4 separate regions of the Homo sapiens genome follow, and all the other regions are linked to region 3. The links are chromatin contacts, found by Hi-C or POLR2A ChIA-PET in ENCODE. All regions are on one chromosome and are shown on one strand. The core of a region is the stretch at or near the end of the contact, and the rest is flanking DNA. Distances in the headings are between cores, read along the strand shown.

Evidence for each region. Hi-C counts contacts between places; a loop is a spot of excess contacts on that map. ChIA-PET counts read pairs that join two places held with the same protein, here RNA polymerase II (POLR2A). Pooled maps may share reads with other maps.
Region 1: a loop to region 3 is called in a map of CD8-positive, alpha-beta T cell, with 4 times the contacts of the local background. The contact joins the promoter of WDSUB1 here to the promoter of GCA in region 3. A Hi-C loop is called at or near these places in 2 of 168 maps with a recorded cell type or tissue (CD8-positive, alpha-beta T cell and naive thymus-derived CD4-positive, alpha-beta T cell) and 9 of 50 pooled maps.
Region 2: a loop to region 3 is called in a map of B cell, with 15 times the contacts of the local background. The contact joins the promoter of GALNT3 here to the promoter of GCA in region 3. A Hi-C loop is called at or near these places in 1 of 168 maps with a recorded cell type or tissue (B cell) and 4 of 50 pooled maps. POLR2A ChIA-PET finds 5 or more read pairs at or near these places in 1 of 52 experiments (activated B cell).
Region 4: a loop to region 3 is called in a map of CD8-positive, alpha-beta T cell, with 11 times the contacts of the local background. The contact joins the promoter of CCDC148 here to the promoter of GCA in region 3. A Hi-C loop is called at or near these places in 2 of 168 maps with a recorded cell type or tissue (CD8-positive, alpha-beta T cell and naive thymus-derived CD4-positive, alpha-beta T cell), 1 of 37 single-sample maps with no recorded cell type and 8 of 50 pooled maps.

The regions. Positions count from the first base shown.
Region 1 is chr2:159,283,551-159,287,956 of GRCh38, reverse strand. It overlaps WDSUB1 (WD repeat, sterile alpha motif and U-box domain containing 1), which reads left to right and starts at 1,254. Exons shown (of 11, transcript NM_001128212.3): 1 at 1,254-1,374. RefSeq lists silencers at 1,125-1,294, 981-1,420.
Region 2 is chr2:165,791,645-165,796,259 of GRCh38, reverse strand. GALNT3 (polypeptide N-acetylgalactosaminyltransferase 3) reads left to right here and starts at 2,013. Exons shown (of 11, transcript NM_004482.4): 1 at 2,013-2,245. LOC124906086 reads right to left here and starts at 2,674. Exons shown (of 6, transcript XM_047446887.1): 1 at 2,468-2,674; 2 at 1,923-2,341; 3 at 1,181-1,460. The coding sequence starts at 2,674. RefSeq lists silencers at 2,071-2,220, 2,291-2,380 and enhancers at 1,451-2,356, 2,357-3,263.
Region 3 is chr2:162,341,881-162,346,293 of GRCh38, reverse strand. It overlaps GCA (grancalcin), which reads right to left and starts at 2,162. Exons shown (of 8, transcript NM_012198.5): 1 at 2,019-2,162. The coding sequence starts at 2,045. RefSeq lists silencers at 1,856-1,935, 2,176-2,325 and enhancers at 2,354-2,523, 2,376-2,605.
Region 4 is chr2:158,454,877-158,459,432 of GRCh38, reverse strand. CCDC148 (coiled-coil domain containing 148) reads left to right here and starts at 2,680. Exons shown (of 14, transcript NM_138803.4): 1 at 2,680-3,018. The coding sequence starts at 2,994. PKP4 (plakophilin 4) reads right to left here and starts at 2,481. Exons shown (of 22, transcript NM_003628.6): 1 at 2,215-2,481. It overlaps LOC124907900, which reads left to right and starts at 1,299. Exons shown (of 1, transcript XM_047446754.1): 1 at 1,299-2,302. The coding sequence starts at 1,979. The coding sequence ends at 2,302. RefSeq lists an enhancer at 1,122-1,201 and silencers at 1,482-1,701, 1,732-1,791, 1,812-1,861, 2,112-2,161, 2,382-2,751 and 1 more.

The sequences.
Region 1 (4,406 bases), core at 5-2,504, 3.1 Mb after region 3:
GGCAGTTTCCAGGACTTTTTGTAAAATTAGTTTTTCTGAAAGACTGAGAGAAAATGTTATCTCTGAGTGGGTGATCTCTGAGGGGTGTAATTATTGACTATTTATTTTCCTGTTATATATTCTGTGTTTCCTACAGAGAGCTCTATTATTTATACAATCAAAAACTTGTTTTTAGAAAAATACTGTTTTGGCAATACTTTGGAATGGAATTTGGTGTTCAAAGTCTCAATCATGATGCACTCCGCTAATTTTAAAAAATTAACAAGAACTTCACAAAATCCTAATTTTTAATCTTCCCTTTCCCCTTAATCTTTTTCATTGCAAATAGTTTCCCACGGTCTCAATTTCATCTTTAAATGTGAGCATTTTAGGTCATTACTCTTCAAATGTAACTTCGGTCTCCACAGGCTGATATATTTTTAATGTTTCCTCATGGATTAAAAATAAAAGCTCTCTGTATCTTTGATTTTCATCTGAACATAGTCCCACACTATGTTGTGCATTTAGTTAACAAGTGGTAATTTGCTCAGGAACTTTTTTTTTTCTGGATAATTTTTATCTCAAAAAGCACTGGCAGGGCCACTTTGTAGTCAATGACACGTGGAAACCAGTCTACCGTGAGCCAGTGGGACGCACTGGGAAAGGCTGAAGAAAAGGCGCCCGGGGTTCCAGTGAGCTCAGGATACCCACCCAACGGCAGGGCTGGGGCCCGGGGCAGGCAGCCTGCCCGGGAGAGACCCCTAGGGGAACCCGAATGAGGAGGCGAGGGCAGAAGACGCCAAGTCACGGACCGCCCAGGGTGGCCGAAATAGAGAAGGCCAATCTGGGAGACCGGCCTCGGAGTACACAGTGCAGGGTGGAGAACTGGAGAAAGAGGTAAAAACTTTCAGCAGGGATGGCCGAACATTCCATGCAACGCCCCTTTAAAACGACGTTTCAGGCGATCACTAGGCCTTGCGACCGCAGCTTTAGCAAAAACAGAAAGATTTGCGACGGAAGTCCCTTTCCAAGCCTGAAATCGCCTTGACCCTAGGAGCCAGAAGCTGGGGAGGAACTCGCAGTCCGGGCGGAAGAGCGCGCATGCGCCGCCTCAGGGGCCGGTCCCGGGGGCGGGGCCTGTTCCCTCCGCCCTGGGTCTCCACAGGCTTTCGCGGGGCGGGGCCTACTCCCTCCGCTCTGGGTCACAGCGGGCGTTCGGGGGGCGGGGCCTGTTCCCTCCGCTCTGGGTCCCCGCGGGCGTTCGGGGGCGGGGCCTGTTCCCTCTGCTCTGGGTCTCCGCCGGCGCCCGCCCCGCCAGCCTCACCTGCGCGGCACGTGACCCGCACCGCCCGTGGGCACCTTGAAGGCGGATCCCGCGCGCCCCCGCTCCTGCAGGTGAGAGCGGCCGCGCCCACGGGCCGGCTCAGCGGCGGTGGCGGCAGGTGGGGAAGCGCGGCTGGGCCTGCTCGCGCGGGGCGTCTGAGCCCTCCATTTCCCGGTTCTAACCGCGCAGCAGGGCCCAACCGGGACCTTGAGTGCGGCGAGGCGTGGTTCGTGCACCCTTGGCCCGGGGCTAGGGCGGGCGTGTCGGCGTCGGGTGGAAGGAAGCCCCTTGCGGGTGAGCTCCCTGCCTCCCAGGCCTCCCTCTTGCCTGGGGTCGCTCAGTCCACAGAGGCCCGGCCGCTCATAGAGGGGGGCACATTCCTGGTCTTTCGTGCATGGGGGGTGTAAGTGGCGGACTTTATTTTGGGAGCGCTGGACACCTTTCGGGTTTGCTTTGAATGAGATGGGATTCATGTGTTTACGCTGGCCAACTGACCTGGTGTGCCCGGGAATTTACTGTTCGCGTGACAGCCGAGGCCCGAGGGAACGCCCACACCGCCCCCCCTACCCCAAGGCAGGTCCTGGGTAGGCCTGAGAGCTTTTTCAAAACAAACTGTTCAGCTGACGGTGGCCTCGGTACTTCCCACTGAATGCCCTGGAACTTGCAAAGGGAGCTGAGTGCGGCAGAGGGCTGGGAGCCGGAGTTTGTTTGGAAAATCACCTGTGCGCACTTGCACAGCTGGGATTTGCGAGCTCTCCAGAAAGCACCACCTGGTCTTGATTGTTTTCAAGACAGCAGTACAGGGATAGTCTACCAGAAATTTTCGTGTTTGGTTTTTAGGCTTTATTGGAGTTTATGTTCGAAGAAAAGAAGCTGAACTTATCCTAAAAGGATAAGATGAAGATAGGGAAAGGCATGCTCCTTATGCCTTAATATTTGTTTGATTGATTGATGGGGTCCTGCTCTGTTGCCCAGGCTAGAGTGCAGTGGTGCAATCACAGCTCACCGCCGGCGTCACCTCCGGGGCTCAAGTGATGCTCCCGCCTCAGCTTCTCGAGTAGCTGGGACTACAGGTGCTCGCCACCACACCCAGCTAATTATTTTTATTTTTAGAGAGATGGGGTCTTGCCTTGTTGCCCAGACTGGTCTTAAACTCTTGGGCTCAAGTGTTCCACCCATCTCGGCCTCCCAAAATGCTGGGACTACAGGTGTGCACCATCGCGCCCAGACTTTTTTTTTCTTTGGTAGAGGTGTTTCCGTAAATAAGACTAGGACAAAGGATTATCAATTTTACAAGTCAAGGTTATACCTGCCCCTTTCAGAGCTGATTCTGCCTCACTTGACACCAGTTTTCCACCGTCAGTTATGTTTCTGTGTGTGTATATATATTTAGTCTTGGTAGATTTTCTAATTTCATATTACATATGGATTATTTAAAGGCTGGAACTCAGTTGGGCTCGAACAAAATAAATATTCAACTTATATTTATTTAAGTACATTAGGTGCCTGACAGTTTTACATGGTGTGGATACAGAAATGAGCAAGATGGCAAAGTACCTACTCCTTTGGGATTTACATCCTAGTCGGAGGAGACAATTTAACAAATATCCGATGCTGGTGGTAATTGCTGAGAATATAGAGTGATGTGCTAGCCTAGGGAGTGGCTACTTTAAATAGGGAAACCGTCTCTGAGGAGAGACACTGAAATTGAGATCTAAATGACAAATAGGATCCCAAGAGCAGAGGCAAGAACATTTCAGCTTGAGAAAACCGCTTTATGGAGACGGAAGACTGTTAGGCCAAGGAGGCTGGAAAGAAGAGAGGGACAGTGGCCAGAGTTGAGATCTGAGAAGTGGGCAGGCGGGAATTATATAGGATTTTGATTACATAAGACTGTATAGGATTTTGTTTGCCATGATGAGTTTGATTTTATTCTAAATTTGTAAATTTGTTCTTGAGCGTGGTCTGGCTAAGTTCATTTTTTGACACTTTCTTAGGTTTTCTTTTCTTGGTTTCCTTGATTCATTCAGAGGTGGTTCCTCACCTCAAGTCTTTTGTATAATTTTACTATTTATCAGACAGGATGACAAACCATGATAGGACAGCTTTCAACATGGTCACTTATTAATAAATTTTCAATGAGACTTTTGTTGTTTTTTTTTAAGAGCAAATCCTACAGTTTGATTTTAAAGGCGGAGCAGATAGCCTTGGCTCCATCCTGTGAAGGGAACAGCTAAGATAGTTTATTAGAATAGAAAATACTTTTTGAGTTGAGATGAGCAGATCTGGAGTGAGGTATTTTTGAGAACTCCTTATGAGAAAGGCTTCAAAGGTGAAATAAACACCTTAGGTTTTGAAAGCTCAACATCAAATCAGTTTGAAGTTATTTGACAGTTTGAAGGTTCTTTTTGAGGAGTTGTGGAAATTTATTGGTATGACAACGGTGGTTGTGAGAATCAGAGGTTATAGTCTTATAGATTTTTTTTTCTCCAAATTGTTCTTATCCCAGGTAACAGGTTGTCCTTTAAAACAGAGCTCCCTTGGCCGGGTACGGTGGCTCACGCTGGTTATCCCAGCACTTTGGGAGGCTGAGGTGGGCGGATCACTTGAGGCCAGGAGTTCAAGACCTGGCCAACATGGGGAAACCCGGTCTCTACTAAAAATACAAAAAATTAGCCGGGCGTGGTGGGACATGCCTGTAATCCCAGCTACTTGGGAGGCTGAGGTGGGAGAATCACTTGAACCCGCGAGGCGGGAGTTGCAGTGACCTGAGAACATGCCACTGCACTCAAGCTTGGATGACAGAGGGAGATCCTGTCTCAACAAAACAAAACAAAAACAAAACATAGATCCCCAACCCCCAGGGCCGAGGACTGGTACCCATCATGGCCTGTTAGGAACTGGGCTGCACAGCAGGAGGTGAGGGCATGAGTGAGCTCCACCTCTTGTCAGATCAGCTGCAGTGTTAGATTTTTTTTCTTTTTTTTTTTTTGAAGGCGGAGCAGATAGCCTTGGCTCCATCCTGTGAAGGGAACAGCTAAGATAGTTTATTAGAATAGAAAATACTCTATTTTCTAGAACTCTAGAGATGGAGTTTCGCTCT
Region 2 (4,615 bases), core at 764-3,263, 3.5 Mb before region 3:
TGTCTGTCTCCATTGTAAAACTGACAGTCAAATTTTAGTAACTCCTGATCTTTTTTGTTTCTTCTGTTCTTTTTAGACTCCTCATCCAGCATTTTGGTCCTGTTTGCTGGCTCTCTCTTTTAATAGGTCTACCCTAGCTTCTCTTTTCAGTTGTTATTTGACGTTACTAGTCTTGCTGTCAATGCATCTCAGTCCTTGGATTCCAGATTGTTATTCTATATCCATCTGCTCTGTCCTGATTGTCAGTGAAAAGTGTTGCTCTTCGCCTGGTGGGACATCAAAACTCTGACAATCTTTGGCTCTTCATTCAGAGATGGGTGGTGCGTGCAAAAGGGTACAGGTTTCTTGGTTATACATTTAGGATACCTTACAAATTTTCCAAAGACTAACATTAACCTCTGGTTAGGGGTAAACGACAAAGTGGCACAACGAAGAAGAAGGAGAAGGAGAAGAGAATTTCAGTAGTTAGTATTTTCAGTTCTGGACCTGGACCTAAGGAAAAACACTGCCAAGTTAGTATATCAATACACACAAGTATCTCCTGAACTATTTTTTTGTTTGTTTGTTTTTGGAGGGAAAGGGAGCTTGGCAATTGCTTGTAGGTACTGATATTAAAATGTTGCAAATACATGGAGGTTCCTTGGTGCTCGCAAAATAACCATGACATGTAAAACAAGCAAAGAACTACCTAGTTTACTAAAGTCTTAAACCCTAACTCATAGATGTCCTAGTATAAAATAGCACTATGGATGCTAAAACCAATGTCTTAGAGTAGTCAAATACTAAAGATACACTTGTTGATACTATACTAAACTGTATTTTAAACCTTATTTTTAGGTCACGCATAGCACTAATAAAACAGTGAATAAGCACCATAAGAGCATGTCAAAATGTAGGAGGAAGGCCACAACTAAACTTCATAGTAAAACCTACCACCATGTGATTAAACACGACACCAAAAAGTTTTTAGCTAGTTTTCTATTTATATCCCTAGATATCTTTGGGATAGGGCCAAAGAAATGAGTTCATAGAAAGGTATAAAGGCCATTTTAAGTCCTGGTTTTGGGTGTGTCAATGTTTGTTGCAGCAGCAGAAGGAAGGCTGAAACAGAAAGTTGTGTCATAAATGGAACAAATACTGTTTAACAATTTTTTTTTGTCTTAAAAACAGCAAAACCCACCATCTTCCTGGAGTCTGCGTTGTTCTCTTCCAGAATAGATGTTGAGCTTTTAAACAAACCTGCAGTAGAAGCAAGCCCTCTCCAGGAAATCCCAATCTCTTTCCAAACAGGGACAGCAAAGGTTCTCTCTGTTGTGGCTGTTTTTCCCTCTCTTCTGGGAATTGGTTTGCCTTCTGAGAGCATCCCAGGAAGGGGAGGTGCGCCCCAAATTGGCGAGGCTCTGCCAAATACCAAAGGCTCTTCTTTGGAAGAAGACTCCTCCTTTGGACGTGAGGCGCCCCTACCAGAGCGCCCGCGTACAGAAACGGAAACCACTAGCTGCGCTGAAGTGAGTCAAGTGATGAAATCAAGACTACACGGGAAGGAAGCTCACGAAACCTAACTGGTGACAGAAGCTGCTGAACCCTGCCCGAAGAAACCACATGAGCCAGCAGTTGCTGCCCTCCCGAAGTGGTCCTCGGAGGCAGCGCACCCCTTCATTTTGGCGAACCGAGGAGGAAGGGAGGAACCGTGTGGGGGAAATCTAGAACTTCTGGTTCCCCAAGGACCCAGCAGACTGTGTTCTGGCTACAAGGTGATCACTGCCACCAGGTCAGTGCAGGATTCCTCCAATGTAGATGGGCCGGGAGCCACAACTTGCGCGGAGCAGCAGCCTCGCCGACCACTCAGAGAGAAGCCGCGCGACAGCCAGGCTTGGCCCGGACGGCGCCCCCACCCTGCGCGCGCGATCCAAGGTTCTCACCTGGAGCGCTCAGGTAGGGCTGGGGCGGGGCGGGAGGCTGGCGCGCAGGCGCGGAAGTGGGGCCTCGCCCCTGCCGACGTCGCAGGCTGGAGCTCACCTGGGAGACTCCAAGTGGAAGCCGAGCCTCGGTTCTGCCTCTCCAGGCAACGCGGGAGGCCCAGCGGGAAGGCAGGAGGCGGCGGCGGAGGAGGAGCTCTACTGAGCCGCAACTGTGGCGACAGCAACCGGAGTCGCAGCCGCCGCCACCTGCACCTGGCGCCTAGCCCACGTCCAGCGCCTGCCCGGCCGCCGCTTCCCGCCACCCTGCCCTGCCCACCCGCCAGGTAAGCCGGCGGCAGGCGGAGGGAGACGCGGTACCCCTGGGCTGCGTTAGAGCAGGCGGGAGGACGGCCGCAGGGGTTCACGTGTTGGGGACAGGGCTACGGTCCAGGTGGCCGGTTGGAGACGGTCTCGAGAGCAGTGTGTCGGTTGCCCCTGGAGAGATCCCGAAAGGGGCGCCCTGGGCCAAGGGGCAGGTGGCGCCTCGGGGGGGAGCCCGGTCACACCCTCTCGCCCACGGTGCCCCCGCCAGTCCCTATGGGGCGGCCCCTGAGGAGCTGGACGGAGACCAAAGACCTGGTGGCCCCGGACTTGCCCTTGGGAGGGTCGCAGCGTGGGGACCCTGAGAGGGAGGGCCCGGCGGGAGGCGGGCGCGCTTCCACTCCGGCTAGCAGGTTGCCTGTCTCCTCCAGCCTCTCTGCCCGAGAGGACATCCCGCGACAGCGAAAGACATGGCTTTGCCAGGCAACTTTCCTAGCCGGGGACCCCAAACAGTTCTAGGCTGCAAACCGCGGCCGCCGAGCCATTTAAATGGTTTCCGAGTGGTTTGGAAAGGGCTCTGTGGCCGGGACGCGGACACCCCTCTCTCTCTGTTTCGACTCTGCACTTTTCCGGGTGCGCTCTCCAGGCCAGAGTTGGGCCCACTTTCCTGATCAATGGAGAAGAGTTCTTTTCTTCCGTGGCGGGAAGAAATCCAACTGCCACGCACCAACCACTCACCATCTCGTTAGAGGACCTGTTGACTTAAGGACCTGCATATCGCGGCTATGGTTTGCCTGTGGCATATGACTCAAAGGTTCAAAAAAACATTGTTTCAGGATCCTGCCACGTCTAAGCTTGGGTGTGCCAGGCCCAGATTCCTTTCCCTGCCTAATTAGGCTTTTCTGAAGCCTAAGAATTGAGGGTGAAACTGGCGCTTACCTTAGACTTTTATTTCCTTCTCTTTCCAACTCATCAAAGAAACTATTTCTGTTTTAAGAACCCCATCGAGTTACCAATATTTCCGATTCTTGAAAACGTTAACATAACTTGCTATAGAAGTTACACTACATAATGAAGACATTTACAGTCAAATTCTATAGCTAAAAAATATTAAAGTGACAGCATTTTAATTAGAAAATCTCTGCTTGTGGGAAAATCTGTTGCTTCTTTTATTGTATATATTTTTCTTTGCGTTTGTGGCTAAAATCCATGAGGTTAAAGTCACACGCTGCCATTAGATTCTTTTTTTTAATTTAACTTTTAATATCTGAAATCTAGTGCACATGTTAAACTTTCCAAGCAATTTGTACCGAGAATCAATCTTTATATATTGCTTTAACCAACATTTTTACGTAGAAGTTTCTGATAATAATAACAATTCCATTGTTTTGTTCTATCTCCACACATTTTAAAAATATTTTTTAAATTGCACGTTTTACTTAAAATGCCTGATGCAACATGTAGTGGGGTTATTTTTCTTCTTCTTTTTAAGATTAGATGGAAATCTAAAAGCCAACCACAGCATAACATGATGTAATTATTAATTCAATCACCACTTTTCTACATTTCTTAAAAGGATCTCACCTGACCTCTTAATCTTGTCTCCATACAGAGAAACAAATGTGCTAAATACTGTTTAAATATGAGATATAGGAGTTGTTCCCTGAATTTTGAATATTAGTCTTCATTACTTACTAGGCAGATGTTACCAGACTGTCTTTCCTCTTAACCTCTAGTGAGAAATGTAACATGTTTTCATTAGCTAGAGTAACAGTGTAACTTAATCTATCTGTTAAATAGGAAAAATAATACTTTCCTAGATTAAGATAACAAAACCTTAAAAACAATCAGGAGTATCTTCCAGCCCTAGCATTCTCGAGATCCCTTTCTCACTTTGGAGATTCAATACTCAAACCATCCATTTATGAAAAATTGAAGCCAAGAGAGGTATTCTAACTTCATTTCACTCAGAGATGGCATGATCATTCCAGTGGCTTGACTCATGACTCCTGTATCTTACTTTTCACCACCCACATCCTCACTTACCATAAGATGTTTATCTTTTTTCTTTCATATAATTTGTAAGGCCTTTGTAATTACAGAATTGTCCATTGCTCTTTCTTCACTCTGATTTACCCTCATTTCTACTTGTCCAAATATTGCCTGACTTCGTGGAAACTACCCAGTGAAGGCATCATGCTCCTCTCATTGTGGAATAGCATGCATATTGATGATGCCATGTCAGTTGAGACTTTTAGTTCCTTCTTGGTATTTCCAAGCCACAGTTAATTTTTTAAGTCAATGTGGATAACATTATTTAGTCTTCTGATCTTTTTATTATATTGGCTTAAAATATATTTTATGAGGCAGCTACCCAGTGCCTTTCATCCATT
Region 3 (4,413 bases), core at 913-3,412:
TTGAATTGATTTTGTATGCTATTTCTTGTGTGAAAATCTAATCTGTTTAAGTTTTCTGTGCTTAAAATGTTTTTTTATTATTGAAAACACTGAAGCTTGTATAATACAACATGTACAAACAAAAACATGTAACGAAGTTTTAGATTGTTTCATTTCCTGTGACCAAAGTGAGAAACAAAGAAAAAAGTCCTTTACATTGAGTTATAATTTTTATTCGTATACAATTAGTAAAAAAAAGAAAATAATACAATTTTTATAAACAATTCTTAAAAGAAGAAAGTAAAAATCTATTGGAAATGCATCTCCTACAGAGATAAATCATGCACTTAATTAGATAAAAGTATACTATCAAAACAATTAGGTCTAGCAGCTGACATTTTATATTTTGTTAAAAGAATATAAGAAACATTAATAAGGCATGGGTTTCCTTTAACAGGATTTATAAACGTCTCAACTATCTTATTAATATTCTCCTACTAAAGAAATCATGTAAGTTTTATCCCAAAATTTTATCCAATGTATCTTAAAATATTTCAATTACATTTTTTAAAATCAGTGCCTCTAATCTATATATTGCTTCAGCTATTGAGGGTACTTCTCTTTCCGGCGATTAATAATGAGCATGACAACAGCTGAAAAGAGTTGTTTATTTTAAATTCATGGAAAAGGGGATTTAAATATTCAAAACACATACAGACGTTCTCTTTATTGTGTCGTGGAACTCTCCATCAAATTCAAGCACTCTGACAAAAGTGGGTAAGGAAGCACCAAATTATTTGAATGAAAATGTATTACTCTTGCCACCTCACTCTACCATACATATATGAATTCAGAGCATACCAAGAGGAGTAAATATACAAACTTCTAACAGATAGCTTCAACCAAATGAAAATACGTATACGCTAGGGACGTTTTTAAAGACCCACAGGTTTATGCTATCTTGATTAATCTTCGAAGGGGCTTTACTTTCCTTAGGTACCTTAAACTTCCTTCCTAAATTTAAGGACTGAGGAGGCATAGGCATTACAAAGTGGACGGTGCCAGAGGGGATTGAGGCAAGTCTTAAGGAAAGCAAATCAATTTTAGGAACAAGTATGTGTGGAAGTTGAGGACCTGGAAATTCATATCCTAAAACAACAACAACAACCACAACCACAACCACCACCACCACCACCACCACCACCACCACCACCACCACCATGAACTCCAAGGGGTAGGAGTAACTCTTTTGAAGACCACAACCATAGCCCAAAGTCAAGTCCTATATTAAAATCAGTAAAACACAATTTCTCTTTTTAGGTAAAAAACAAATAGAAAATATATTATATTCTACCCACACCGCAATGGATCAAACTACTGTTAACTCTGTTAACACAGCGTGTAGATCACTGACATCGATACTAAAGGTTTGGGCTCCTTTCTGAAAAGAAGGGGCTAGCCACCAGGACTCTACGATTATAACTTGCAACTCCCAAAGGTGATGCAGGATAAAAGTTATAACAAAGAGTAACTTCCCCCCGCCTGGGGGCGAGCGGGGGAGTCTAGAACAGATTGCCCTTCGTATAACAGTAAAGATTAGGAGTTATTTACCGTACACCTTAATTTATTCATAAGGAACTTAAAGAACAAGAAGTGGTCAGGAAATTCAAAAAGAGGATCTCTAGCAACACTGAGTGGGGGGCGGGGGAGGGAAGTACCACAAACGATTACTGGAACAAGAAGAGGGTGGCTTGTTCCTCCATTCCAGGAAATAAATTTCCAAACACACATTACTCCCTCGGCTCCACCAGGACGCTCCTCGAGGGTCCTCAACGACCAGAAAACCTGCGGCTCCAAGTCAGCCCAGGATCAATGCTCGCCCAGGCCCTGGCCCCCAACAGCCCCGGAATCCGGCGCCGCCGAGTACCAGGCGCGGACGCAGGGAGCAGGAGCCAAGGGCGGACCCGCACGTTGGCACCGCCCCCGGGGGCGCCACACCCCGCGAGGAAGAGGGACACGACCAAGCGGCTGGGACTCACCCCTCCTCCGTATCCCGGGTAGGCCATGACGAGCGGGACGAGCGGAGCGAGCGTCACCCTCGAGTCGCGTCCGCAGTGCTGGGAGAAAAAGCACAGGCGCAGGTGCAAGGAGGCGCAGCTGCAGGTGAGGCTGAAAGGCGCACTAACCGCACAGTTCACTCCTCCGAACCCGCCCCCTTCCGCAGGCCAGCCCCGCCCTGCACGGTTCCGATTGGCTGAGTCCCACACTTTGGAGCCAACTCAGCTGCAGTCCGCCCCTTCCCGCAGCCTAGCCCCACCCATCTCTGCCCTGATTGGCTACACCCCATCGGGAGCCCTCCAGTCCCTGCTCGACTCTTACTGGCTCCCTCAGGTTCTCGCGCGCTCTCCTTCTAAATCCCGAAGAAGCCTTGGCTGCTGCAACGGAATTCCCACTCTCTGTGGAAAGGTCTTCTACAAGCCTTCAACTCCTCAAGTTACTTTTCTTTCTAGAAACCCCAAACCGGCAAGTCTGTGACTTATTTTAACCAGCCCTCCACGCTTTTGAGCTGGACTTCAAAGACCCATCTGTGAATTTCAAAATTTTGCAGTTACATTTACTTTTGTGTAGTGTTGATGTCACATCAAAACTTTGCAACCAGGACCACACCTGTGGTCCAGGAGGAGTGCTTCTGCGCCAAAACCCACTTGAGGCCACATTGGACGAACAGGTTATTGATTCTGTTTGGTAGATAAATGGTGACCTGAATTGTGGCATGTTGGCAAATAAACAGGATATCTAGTTAAAGTTGATTTCCAAATAAACTTTTTTAGTGTAAGTATGTCCCAAATATTGCACAGGACGTGAACATACACTAAAAACTTATTTGCTGTTTATACACTGATAATATAGACGGTGTCCTGTATATAATCTGACTCAGCCTTTGGGCAAACTCTTGTTAAATGTTCAATTACTTTGGCTTATTAAGTAATAGCAATGGACAAGTCTGATTTATCTCTGGAACTCAAATGAATTTTGTAGCTCTGACTTTAAAAGGACAAGGCAGCTGTAGCTTTGGCTTATGAACAAATGAAAAAACCAAATGATATTATTTTGAGTTATCTCTGAAGAACAAGAGAAGGGCTAACATGTTTCTTAAAAATAAGGCTATCAAAAAAATGTTAACTATTCACAAAGGAAATCAGCCTTGCAGAGCTGAGTATCTGTTGTTCAGCTATGCTACAGAAGAGGATGTTGGACCTTGTGAAACAATTCTCAGAGGAAACAGCAGAGAGAAAGGAAGATTGCCGATGTCCTAGCTACTCTTGGGAAAGTGTCTGTAAGTTCCTTCAATGCTGTAAGAAATACTTAAGCCACTAAGGTTAAATTATTGGCATAAATAAATAGAGGGGAAGGGTAAAACCTACGTGGCAAAAGGGAAAAATGCATGGCTTATGAAGGTATCAAATGATAAAGCGCTAGAAAGAACAAACCATTGCAAAATTTTATTCCAACGGATTAACTACATATTCAAAGAACTGCTTAGGAAGGATTGAGTGTTTACATTTACAATGTTAGTCTGATTCTGTGGTCAAAATTTTTGTGCATCTTGTTTTCATCAAAATAGCCTTATTGATGCAGCTGCATTTGTGCAGTTGGGAGTTAAGGCCCCATGGGTTTCTTGCCTTTCTGCACATTTAATTGCAAAGATAGTATTTCCTGCCAGGGCAAAGTTTGGGTACGTTTGCTAGCAGCCTTCTTAGGACTTTCCTAAGCTTGGAGTTCTTCCAGTTGCATAACAAACACAGTGCATGTACAACACCCATCTGGCAGCTCCTCTTCGCCTTGTGGGACTTCAGAACGAGGGGAATCTATGGAAGTATGAAGCTCATGGTGCCTGTTGTGCTTTGAGTAATAAAGTTATTTGTCTCAGACTCAGGAATCTCACACATTCTGCCAACTTCCATGAAACTGTGGCACTCTACTTGTTTGCTTATAACTAGGGTAAAATATCAGATCCTTCATAGTTCCTGCCAATATATCTCTTAACTTAGAGAAAGGGCTACCAAAGAAAGTTCCTACCATGAAGATGCAGAGGAGGACTTTGAACAACACAGCATCTCTCTCTCTAAAACTAGTGTTTCAAATTTTAAATATTCTAGTATAAAAATTCAAATAAGGCCATAGAGTTTTTTTTAAATAACAGTAATGTTAATTTGCCTCCATGAGTCAAGTTAATACTGTATGAACAATAGCATTTTATGAAAATGTCATGTCTATTTAAAAAATTTGCTTTTTAAATATTTTTCTTTTAATAAAATCCTTCTTTACTTTATAAAAATAGTTATAGAGTGAATACGACGTACTAGGCATTGTGTGTTGTGAAGTGTTATTTCTCAAAACAACTCCATCAGGTATATGTTATTATTCCCACTT
Region 4 (4,556 bases), core at 1,431-3,930, 3.9 Mb after region 3:
GTTTTCAATGTCCATGATCTACACAAAGTAGGTGTTGGAAGAAAGCTGATTGGTCAGACAACTGACTTATTATTTTACTGAATCTGACATAAAATAACCAGGTGCAAAGAGGTTTATCATAAATGCAACCTGCAAAGCAAATTGTGTCAAATAAAAACACACATATGATGCTTTTCAACACCCAGAAACACTTATTTCAGACATTAGTTGTTCTCGTTTTCATGTTGCCATTTTCCATAACTGTTTCACAGGCACCAAAACGAAGATACTCCTACAGCAATATACTGCATTCAAGAAGAGAAGCATTCTTCTAGTTTCTCTTTAAAAATAAAAAGAATCTAAGCTCAATTCTAGCGAACCATTTTCTGTCAAAATTTTGCTCTCCCGTATTAAGGAAAACAAAATTTGACCAAAAATGCATACTAGCCATCATTGATTTTACACGTAAATAATTACCGTTCTTTAAAACTTGTAGGGCAGCATTTATTTTTTTTTTTCAGTCAAACTCAGTAACAAAGAGAAAAAACTGAGACCTCCACTAATAAATTACATCTTGAAATATACATGATTGTGGTGTCCCCGTGTTACTTTCAATGGTAACTGACACGTCCCGAATTTAACTGTACCAGACAGTTCTATCTGTCCCATCGCTGACCGAACAGTGCTTCTCTGTTTCTATTCATTATGTATTATACGAGGTCTAAACACAGCCCAGTATGACGAGGGAAAAAAATTACACTTCTTAGGATACCAAAGTGATGCATTCAAGATCTCTCTCGCAGTACATGCCCGTGAGCACTAACAGGCATTTTTTGATAGAGCTAAAATATGTTGGCTGCAAGCTCATTACTCTAACAACCTTCAGGCCCCCTGTTTCTGCTGGTTTTCAGAAAACCCTAGTGAAAACCAGGCACTATCCAAACCTTGCACACCAAACTTGCCAACAGCCCTGTGCAATGATCAATAACCTTGGCTACACAGTCATCGGCCCCAAATTCACGGTCCTGAAGACCAATGCAGCAAAAACCCAGACGAAAGGCTAGCTGGAGCCCCAAAGAATTACCGCGCTTCCCCTCTGCCGCATGGAGGGAAGCTATGGGAGGAGAGGAGTGGAATGAGGCTCACCAGCTCCGAAGATGCTCCGGTGACCTCTGGCTGCGCGGCGAGAGCTGGGGAGGGAAGGCGCTAGGGCAGCCGCGGCGGGCTGTGTGGACTCTGCCCCTGGTGCATTCCTCGCATTCCTGCACAATCTGTCGCCAGCCCAGGAGCCGGCAGCGCGCGTCCCCCGCTGTACACACACACCTGACTACCGCTGCGCCCCGAGCGGCCACGGCCGCCGCGGCACCTCCACTGCCCGCGCTCGCGGTGTGTCGCACTCAGCCAACACGCAGCCAAATCCCGGCCCCGCCGCTCGCTCTCCGGGTAGCGGTCCAGGGGAGAGGGCCGGCAGCCTCGGCAGCGGGCGGGGATACCAGATCCGCCAGGGAGGTGCCGCAGCTCCGCTTCAACTCCTGGCAGGGAGAGGAGGAAGCGGCGGCGCAGGAGGGCAGCGGCGAGGCTCGGCGCTGGGGAGCCGGGAGGGGTGGAGCGTGAGGATCCGCGGCCGGTAGAGAGGGGCGCACTAGGCAGAGGGGTGGGCAGGACCGGCAAGGAGTACAGGACTTCGGGGACAAACGCAAGACCGCGCGGGCAGCAGGGGCGTGGGAAGACGGGGAGGGGACCAAGGTGCAGGATCTGGGGCTAGAAGGACAGACAGCCGGCCCCGAGTGCTGAGGAGGGCGGGCGCCCAGTGGTGTCGAGGGCGACTTGGGGCGCGCGGCGGCAGGCAGCGGGGAAGCCGCCGCGAGGGCGTCCAGCAGGGCTCAGCGCGGCGCTCAAGTTCGGGGCTGGGAGCTCTGAATCCGAACAGCCCAGCGTGGGCAGAGGTCGTGCGCTGCGCGTACGGGAGACCGGGGAGAGGAATCGCCGGGAAAAGCAAATGGAGGGTGAAACTTGTGCGCCTGCCGGGGGGAGGGGAGCAGCAGGCGAGTGCGGGCAGGAACACGAGGCGGGGCAGGAAAGCCGCGGCGGCCGCGAGGCGCTGGGGACGCGGCAGCGGGAGGGAGGCCCCCGGCCCCCGGCGCGCAGGTCCTGGCCCTGGCGCGTGTTCGGGGCGAGGGCCGAGGGTCTCGTGGGCAGGAGTCTCCGCGCCCTCCCGCGAGCCCACACACTTACTTTCCAGCTTAGGCAGCGGCCGTCGTCGCTCCAGGGATCAGGGACATCGGCGCCGAGGGGTCGCCGCTGCGGCACCCGAAAAAATTAAAAAAGTGCCGCGGCGGCGCGGCTGCCCGCCCCTCCCTCCCCCACCGGCCCCCGCCCCCGGAGCGGCTCTCCCACCACCCCCGGCGGCGGCGGTGGCCAACTTGCCCCTCTACCCCTTGCCCATGGTGCCGCCTCCGCGGCCGGCGTCGACGCGGACTCAGCCCCGGAGCCCCCTCTACTGCCCAGAGGCCGCCGCCGCCGCCCGCCCCGCTGCCAGCCCTCCCGCCCGGCCAGCCCCGGGCTCCCGGGAACGTCAGCACGCCGCCGTCCCCGGGCCAGCTCCCGCCACCCCATTGGCGGGAAGGAGAGGGCTGGCCCTCCCCATTGGCCCGGCCCTCATATTGAACAGGCCAATGGGAGCTGCGGTTTCAGGTCGCCATAGAGACCGATGCTGTTCAGCGCGAGAGGGCCTGGAGAGGGTGGGTGTGAGAGAGAAGGTGTCTCAGGTCTCGGGCGCGGGAGGGGGTGGCGGAGAGGACAGGGAGATTCCCCAGCGCTGGCTCTGAAATCTGGGGCAGGCTTTCCTTGCCTTACTGCCAATCCCAACTGTGCCTGGTAGGGTTTGTCCCTGGCGTCAAAGGTAGGAACAGCTGAGCCCTTAGATGTACCCCTGACGGCGAGAGCCCAGGAGTGGGCGTTTCACTTTTCCTGCGTTTGGGGAGTCCCTGAGGCTATGCCCTTTGACCTTTGACATGTGTGCAGCTTCTGCTTCTCCAGGTGAGTTTGCACCCCATCCCTTCCATCGCTGCTTCCTCCTGACGTCACTGAGCCACCTAAATCCTACTTATGTTTGTTCTCTGCAGCCACTCCCCCTTCCCTGGGGTGGATCTTTCCTCAACGTTTTGGGTCCTCAAACTCATAACTCTTCTGAAAGACTCAAAGAGGATTTCCTTTGAGGATATTTTGGTAAGGGAACGAGGTGGCGGATTGTATGATAGATGCCAAAGCGTCAACACATGAGCTAGCCTGTTCCCTGATTCTCAAAGCAAACCTCTAATCTCCCTGTGGGCAGATATTTATTAAACACATCTGTGTGTACATCCCGCACTATGAGCTTGACAGGTGCATGTTCTTTCACTTGAGAGGTTACAGGCTTGTTAAAGATAGAGGAAACAGAAACAATCCTTCACACCTTGTGATGATTTCACAAAAGAGTAAGGGAAATGGATTACAGTTGATGGATTTTGTTTTCTATTTTCCAGTATCTCTTTAAATTTGATATGGAAATAACCTGAGGCATGAAATCAGTACACGCAAAAATCTTGAGCTTTAATAATGTCTTCTACTTTCATTTAAAATCATTTTGTGGTGGTTTATCAATACTAATTGTTTTTTGTCAATAAATTTTATGTTTAGATATCACCTTCTTAAAGTGAGATTTCATGAACATATTAGGCTTTAAAAGATGATATTGCTCTAGCCTATAGCCACTGATATTCTTACATTCTTTTGGCGATTTTACTTTTTTTAGACTAATCTCTTTAGTAAGGAGACTATGTTACTACCCCTCAAATTGGAGGGACCATATTGTGTGAAAAAGCTGATAGGATTTTGGAAATTACAAATATTTTGTTGGGAGAAACAGGTTAATGTGTGTGCAAGCTGCATATGTCTAAGTATTGTTCTGAATTTTAAGTTGGGTGATATGCTTTGCTACTGGTTTTTATCTTACTATAATTGAAGATTACAAAGATGTAACCTAAGAAATGTTAATATGGTGCCTTGATTGGAAAAAAAAAAACCTCTCCACATTTGTAGTAAAATGTGAACTCAGTTGACAGTCCTACACAGGGTAGGACTGTGGAACAAAACAGGTGAACGTGTGTATGTTCCCCCTAAATATTTTCAGAATTGAGAAGGGATCAGCAGGGGCCAGGAAGTGCTGTGCCATGGCTGGCCATCATGGAAATAGGCTGTTTTTTACTTCTTCCGGCTTTTTAATGTGTGTTTTTGTTTATAGAACAGAAAAAGTAAACCACAAATTGTTATATGAGACACATGTTTAATGAAAAGATACCAATGATTTTGCTTCTTTTAAATTTCAATAACATCAAATGAATGAAAGTTGTGTCTAATGGAAAGAAAAAATGGGTCTTTTCTCTTGCCTTAGGCTAGCATAGAAAGAAGAAAATAAAAGATTATTACTCCAATAATCTTTTTGTGTGGGTGTTTTTCTCAGATGACTATTTTGATATTGTAGATTTCGTGTTTGTCATAATTAAAATGTTACTGAAATCCACCATGAATAATGTCCC